Linked DNA regions of Homo sapiens: regions 1 and 3 are each linked to region 2. A link is a loop called in an ENCODE intact Hi-C map of the cell type or tissue named here. Cell type or tissue: IMR-90. All regions are shown on one strand.

What was found. Hi-C counts contacts between places; a loop is a spot of excess contacts. Peaks named below come from ENCODE experiments on the same cell type or tissue, not always from the same donor. Only the 100,000 strongest peaks of a DNase experiment are listed, where the experiment ranks them.
Region 1: a loop joins it to region 2, with 3 times the contacts of the local background. A loop is called at or near these places in 1 of 110 quality-filtered maps.
Region 3: it touches region 2 in a loop (2.3-fold over the local background); 1 of 110 quality-filtered maps calls a loop at or near these places.

What each region holds. Positions count from the first base shown.
Region 1 is chr4:16,626,199-16,628,698 of GRCh38, reverse strand. All of the region lies in intron 2 of LDB2 (LIM domain binding 2), which reads left to right. Among named protein-coding and RNA genes, the nearest start is that of LDB2, 270 kb to the left of the region's middle. In IMR-90, no CTCF peak of the experiment used is centred here; DNase peaks (open chromatin) are centred at 458 and 1,538; H3K4me3 peaks cover 227 bases; H3K27ac peaks cover 1,768 bases.
Region 2 is chr4:16,685,174-16,687,673 of GRCh38, reverse strand. The region is part of intron 2 of LDB2 (LIM domain binding 2); the gene reads left to right. Among named protein-coding and RNA genes, the nearest start is that of LDB2, 210 kb to the left of the region's middle. In IMR-90, no CTCF peak of the experiment used is centred here; DNase peaks (open chromatin) are centred at 1,263 and 1,943; H3K27ac peaks cover 1,561 bases.
Region 3 is chr4:16,531,050-16,533,549 of GRCh38, reverse strand. The region is part of intron 5 of LDB2 (LIM domain binding 2); the gene reads left to right. All of the region lies in intron 2 of LOC105374505 (a long non-coding RNA gene), which reads right to left. Among named protein-coding and RNA genes, the nearest start is that of TAPT1-AS1, 310 kb to the right of the region's middle. In IMR-90, no CTCF peak of the experiment used is centred here; a DNase peak (open chromatin) is centred at 1,129; H3K27ac peaks cover 158 bases.

The sequences.
Region 1 (2,500 bases), 59 kb after region 2:
CATCTTCTGCGTCTATCTCGCTGGGAGCTGTAGACCAGAGCTGTTGCTATTTGGCCATCTTGGAAGTGACCCCGGGTGACTCAAATTTAAGAGAGGCTTTCTCGAATGGTACAGGACAAAAAAAAAAAAGATTTAACTCACCAGAGGACGGGTAGTGTTTTGTCAGGCAAAAAAAGTTGAGAAGGGTCTTTCCCAAAAGTTACCTTTCTCATCCCCAAATCATAGGAAGATGGATCTGATGCAAATACACTATCAATTTGGAAAATCAGTACCTTCAGTCCAGGGCCCTCTGTAGGAGCTGAATAGATGGTGAGCTTCTCCTGGAGAAGTTCTAAGTCAAATGGCAACATCTTGGGTTTTGGGAATCCATCCTGTTGGGAGCTTTTGGGGCATGAGATGAAAGAATGCTATTTTTCAAGGCCTTCCTGGAATTCACGTAATCCTTGCAAAACAACATTCTGATGAATTGAGTCAGAGTAATGCAACCCGTATATTTCTGATTCACACAGAGTTTACAAGCGTTTAGAAGTTAAAAGAAGAGGTACTAGGCATGATGTGCCATCCAGTTTCACTGCACCCAAACCGTTTGAAATGCAGCCTCGTTTCTCTTTCCTTATGTTGAACTTGGGGACATCCTGGCTCACTGATGAGTGGTTGGAATTGGCCACATGGAATCAGAGTGGATTTCTTTAACCGTGCAGGCATGGTGAAAAGGGGCAGAATTTGACTCATAAACCCCATGTGCACGTTGATTTGACTCCAGCAGCTTGGCCCTCTGTGTTAGCAGTGGCCAGGTGTTCAGGCCAGTCCTCACAAGTCAGTTTATCCCACCCCTCAGTGGAATATGTGCTAAGTCACCCATGATGGAAGCCACAGTCTTTCTGTAACCTAATTTTGGAAATGATATCCCATCGCTTCTCTCATGTTCTATTTTATTGCTAGAAGCAGGTCACTAAATTCAGCCAACACACAAAGAGAAGCGATTTCACAAGGGTGGTGAATACCAGGAGGCAGGGGTCTCTGGGGCCATCTTGGAGGCTGCCTACCACACCAGGAATCCTGACTCTTTGTCACTTAGTGTCTGTGTACGCTTAGGAAAGTAATCTAATCTTTCTGAGGCTTGGGTTTTCTACCCATAAAATGGAGATAGTTGATGTAAAAGACCTGACACATAAGAGATAGCAGCCAAAAAATAATGATGACGATGATGATGATAATGATAAATGTTAGTTTTCCCTTCCTTCTTTCCAGAAGGTAGAGTGAGCTCCCCACAAGCACCTGGGAGAATAGTCACTTGTATAGAAGAGTGGACTGGGGGAGTCTAATGTTTTTAACATTTATAACCCCTTTTTCACTGAACTGGAAAAGAACAGAAGCACACTGCTCCCAGTAGTATGGGCCACATCAATAATTACCACACACATTTATAGTATCTTCGATGATGATTTACTTCCAGATGTTTTAAGCATATAACGTGTCAAATCAAAAGTGGAATTGTGGTGGGGTGGGGATGACACTGAAGGGAATAATGGTTTCGTCACTGACCTCCCAGTGTGACTCATGGTGTGTGTCTCACTGCCAAGAAGCCCTGACTATGAATATGCAGCCGTTGGGGAAGGAGGCGTTGAGAGTGGGTACTTCATATGGCCCCACCAGAAGGATTTTTTTTTAACACAGCAGCAGTAACCTTTAAGATAGCTAAGGTACAGTTCTCTGTGTTCTGTCTCCTTGCAGTTTCTGGAGAATCCTTTGTCTATAGTCCAGATCTCCTTTCATGGCTATCTAATGGATCTGTCTTCTGCAGCGTTTCCATCCAGGTGTTGGCATCCTTTCACAGTAAGCAGTAGGAGAGGCTTGCTGCCGAGGCTCATATATGTCACAAACAAGACTACCTGATCTTCATTGAGAGTCACTCTGATGAGGACATTACATGTTACCATATCTAATCAGTAGCCACTTGAGGTAGGGACTATTATTCCTACTTATTGATGAGAAAACCAGGACACAGCAAGGTAAAGCAACTTGTCCAAGGTCACAGAGCTAGTAAATGAAAAAAAAAAATCTGTGATGATTTACAATAAAATGAAGCTTAGCCAGAGCTGGGAACTGGAAATAAGTGCAAGTTGTATTTGCCTGATTTCTCTGTGAGAACCTGGCTAGATTTCAAGCACTGAAGTGAAGTGTCTAGCTAGTGTGATTTGGGAATAGGTATTTTCAAAGTTGTTGACATATGCTGGTCATTCGTGACCAATTTCAAACTTTAGGCTTTATGATGATGTGTCTCCCATGGCAGTACTTTTTTGACATGTGACATTCTGCCACTGCAAAACAGCGAGAGAAAGAATAAGATAAGTGCAAACAAGAACCAGGGACTTCAATTGGTGATAAAGGTAAAAATCTCATGTTCTCCAAGTAGTCTAGTAACTAACGTGTATTCTGATTAAAATGAGGTGGTTTGGATGTCTAATTAAAATGAGGCAGATGGAAAGAGAACATTAGA
Region 2 (2,500 bases):
TGAGTATAGCACATTAGTTGATATGGGTAAGTACATCTCCCAGTTGGGTCTGATAGTGTTTGGTTTCTAGAGAAGTCCAGACTTAGTTTACTTATTCCTCTTCTTTATTATTATTTCCATCATTAAAAATATGATCCTTATCTTAGTTTCTGCTGCTGTGCAGACTGGGTGGCTTAAACGACAGATATTTATTTTCTACCATTTTGGAGGCAGGAAGTCCAAGATCAAGGTGCCAGAAGATCTGGTGTCTAGTGACAGCCTGCTTCCTGGTTCATAGGCAGCAATTTACCTGCTGTGTCCTCAAGTGGCAGAGAGTAGAGAGCGAGAGAGAGAGCAAGCTCTCAAGTCTCTTTTTATAAGGGCACTAATCCCATTCATGAGGGCTTCACTCTCATAACCTTATTACCTTCCAAAGCCCTTACTTCCTAATACTATTAAATTGGAGGATAGGATTTCAAAATAGGAATTTGCAGAAAACATAAACATGTCGACCATAACAATTCATAACAAGAAACTCATGGCATTACATTAATGAACTGAAGTTAATGGTTTTTTTTTTCAAGTTTATAGAGGAAAGTCAGGCAATCTAAATGTATATACAGTATTTTTTTCACCCCATATTTCACTGGTAAAAAGAAAAATATATATTCTCAAGCATTCTTTCTGAAACATTAGGATGAAGAAAAAGGAGAGGTGGAAAGCAGAAAGTAGGGAAGAGGAATAAGAGACCAAAGAGACTAAGAAGTCAGACTTTGAAAGAGTGAAAGCTGGAGGAATAAGGATCCCCCCAACCCCACCAAAATTATGATTTGTAGCAAGAGCAAGGATATGCATTAAAAACAAAGAAAAAATCAGAATGACAGTTTTTTGTACCCATGGACCTATATGCTACTGGCAACCTGAGTTTGAGCAATTCCTCATTGATTGATTGATTCATTCATTCATTCAGAACCAGGTGGAATTCACCTGCAGTATCCTAGGCTCTGTAACCATGTCAAGAACAAGCTAGTACTCCTGACTTGGATTCTGACAGTCTCTCTGCCTTATTCATCTTCTGACAGCTCAGTGGTTTGGAAGAAGCAGTCTCTGATTTTTAGGTTTGAAGGGAAGGTTGTTTTCAGATTCTCTGCCTCAGTTGTCAGCATTTCTGCCCAAAGATTCTTATCATTTCTTGAGAGTCACACACAAGAGCAAGAGCACAATCTGTGAGGTCACGTAGTCTTTCCTTGCATGTTTTGTCTTTGGGCAAGTTGCTTAAGCCATTGGAACCTCAGCCTCTGCATCAGTAAGAATGAGAGTAATACCACCCACTTTGGATCATGATTATACAAGATTCCAATGTGATGACTAGCACAGTAAAAATAATAAAACTTCTTCCTAATTGTGCATTCTGCAGCCATCTCTTAGGATGTAGGTTATTGGCTTAGTATGGGATAAATAGTCACACGGAAGGGAGAATTTGGGCTATTGCTTTGTGAGGATCTAGTTAAGGGGGTCAAGAAATCCTCATTTATGGTTACTCTCTGCTTCGAGTGGCTCTCTGGCCAGGGAAACTGAATTCTTAATATTGTGATTAGCTTTGATCTGCCATGTTTACATATTTTGACTTTTGCCTTTTTTTTTAGACAGAGTCTCTCTCTGTCACCCATGCTGGAGTGCAGTGGCACGATCTCAGCTCACTGAAACCTCCACCTCCCAAGTTCAAGTGATTCTCTTGCCTCAGCCTCCAGAGTAGCTAGGACTACAGGCACACACCACCATGCCCAACTACTTTTTTTTGGATTTTTAGTAGAGACGGGATTTCGCTGTGTTGGCTAGGCTGGTTGCGAACTCCTGACCTCAAATGATTCACCTGACTCGGCCTCCAAAAGTGCTGGGATTACAGGCATGAACCACTGCGCCTGGCCTCTTTTGCCTGTGTTTTGGTGACCACTTGGTAGAGAATGCTTCCGGATTCTGAGGGTGGGCAGCTTTGCTTGTGATGTTAGGATAATAGTGAAGAAGATTCCTTTAAACTAGTCATGAAATCACGTTATTTGGATTCCATTCACATTGGGACATCGAATCTGCTTCCTTCCCCCTGCTACTTAATTTCACATACATGACTTTATTTAATCCTTTCAGGTAGAGAATATTAGGTCCATTCAACAGGTGAGGAGATGGAGCCTTATAGAGTTTATGTAACTCATCTCACCGTGTCCTCTGAGTCAAGTCAAAGGTTTTTTCTAGAGCAGTTAGCTTTCCAGCAAAAACAAAACAAAACAAAACAAAAAAACAAAAAACAAAACAAAACAAAAAAAACTTGAGAGATGTAAAAGGTATCTGAGGTAACCTCAGCTAACTCCCTGATTTTAGGGAGGCAGAAACAAAGACCTATTGAAGTTAAATGGAGCGAGTGAGGATCGCATCCTCCATACTGGCAGAGCCAAAATTAGAACCTGGTCTCCTGGGACTCAAGCTCTGCTCATTAGCAGCTGGTAAATATCCTTTCCTTTCATCA
Region 3 (2,500 bases), 150 kb after region 2:
GCAGGGACACACCATCCAGGATACAATTTCATTGTGTCATTTGTCATTGCTTTTTTAGGACCCACTTAAGTCCATCTTAATCCACTTTGGAACTCAGCAACCAGGGCTCTGAAGTTTGCGATTTCTTGTATGTGTAGATACTTGCAGATGTGATTTTGCTTTGTATCCTCAGATCCATGAGGTAGCTATTATTATTTCCATTTTTGCAGACATGAATGGTTTTTTAACTTTAGAAGTGGGATCCTTAACCTCAGACTAGAGGTTAATCACATGTTGATAGCACCGAGGCTTGAGGAGAGTCACACAGCTGGTAGGACCTGGCTGGGATTTGAACCTGGGTCTGTCTCTAAAGCCAAGTCCCTTCCTAGTTTCCTTCAGGCTCAGGCCAGTGACTCTTCCATCTAGGGTAACAAGCCAACCCACTGAATGGGACTGAGAGGTTTCCTGGGATCTGGAACTTCTAGTTTTAAAATCTGGGACAGTCCCAAGCAAACTGAAGCAAGTTGGTCACACTAATTCCATCCCCTAACTCCTCATTTTACTCCATCTTTTCAGCTGATTGAGATGTTGAGTTTATTATAGACAGGATATTGGAGTCTGTTGACTGGCTCCCTTTCTAGAAAGTGGTTCCTATGCTAGGAATGTCAGACTGGCACACAGAGAACATTTGCCACAGGGAGGGATAGAAATTCCTTGAAGCAAATATGACCGAAGAAGTCCCACAACAAGGGGCATGGATCAGTTACCACAAGATGCTAATACCACAGTAGATGATTTCCTGCAGCATTGGGTTTGGGGAACCATAATGGTTATTATTCGGAGCAAGGTGTCATGGAGACAAATAAACAGACATGGTCTATTAGGGTAATGGGGGAAAAAAGCAACATTTATCAAGTATTTACCTCTCCAAATAATTTGCAGCTGATTTAAGAAGCTCTTCGTGACCACACCTAAGAGTACCAGACTCTAAGACTTTACTAATAAAGTTGAAAATATGCTAGTGTTAATATAGCTGGCACGAAAGAATAGGAAATAAATGCCTGAAGTTTGTCAGCTTATTAATCATTCCTTTGTAAGCGGTGCTTTTACTTTTGTTGTTGCAACATCTAACCACAGTTCATTGGTTAAAGGCCAAGCTAGCTTTTGCATTGGCATATCACCATGCGCAATGGCTCTGTGCTTCTTGTCTATTTATTAATGCTGCAGACTTCCTACAATTCAGTCTAAAAATAGCATCAGTTCTGTGAAAAATACTGCATTTGTGCTTTAGCCATGGTAAGGAAATATGGAAGGGTATATGTGTGTGTGTTTGTGTGGACCCGAAGAAAACATTGTGGTGCCTAAAATCCATAATTGTTACACTCCTGAAAACCTTACTTTTTTGGCATACCTAAAATTAAAAGAAAAAAACTCAAAGGGAGTAAGTGGAAAGAGAAGGGTGAAGAGAGAGGCTGATTCCCTCCCCCGGCCCAAATCCTAGCTATGCATAATCTCTGTTTATTTTTAGTACACAAAATGATCATGCTAAGCTAGAATGAAACCTCAGAAAAAGCCTTTTATTAGAGGGTTTTATCCTTAAATGAAACTGTGTTCCCTCATCTCAGGTCCTCTGCTACCTTCCTCCATCTGTTTGAACTGCAAAGCATCCATGGAAAAACTATGGGTGGGCATATTTCCTTACACAATGTCTGGAAAAAATATATTACTTTGGGTGCTTTTGGACAGAACATTCCTAGACAAAATTTATTCTAACTGTAAGGTTTTCCTAAACCATATCCCTGGTTTGAAGGTGTCTATCTATCTATTTAGCCATGCCAGCACTCAAGCATGAATGACACAGTGATAATTTCTCTAAATCCATGATTTATTTTGGACCCACAAGAACTTGAACAAGACAATTAAGGTTTGAGAAGCCATGTGAACCTGAGGGAGTTGCCAGGGACACAGGTGAAGAGTGATAGAGGATGTGTTTCATCATCAAAAGGAAGAACAGCAATAGTGATAAGGTCCTATGGCTGCACAAATAGAGAAAGTGAATGGTTTGCCTATCAGGCGTATCAGGTGTTGGGATTTGATGCAGAACTCCTGAATAATATGTTGTTTGCCTTTTGGAGGAATTAAGAGGAAGGAAATGTCATTCTTCACCTTCACACATGATTGTGAAGAGAGATGGTAGAATGAGAAATTGTTGTTTCCTGTTTCTGAAAGATACTGCTGGGAGCAAGGGTGACAGGGAAGTACCAGAGGAACTGGGACAGCCCAAAGTGGCCTGAGAAAAGAGGACTTGGCAACATGCTGTTTAATCAGCCTTGGTATCAGAACTGTGTACCAGACAGAGGGATAACAGTTTTGTAATAGTAGAGCGTAGTGGGAAGAACTTGGGCTGCAGAATCATCCATTTGTTCAATAGGTGTTTATGGAGCACCTGCTGTTTGCTGAGCACCTTCCTGGGTATGGGTCAAAAGAAGTTACACTGAAACCTGGTTCCACTACTTTCTAG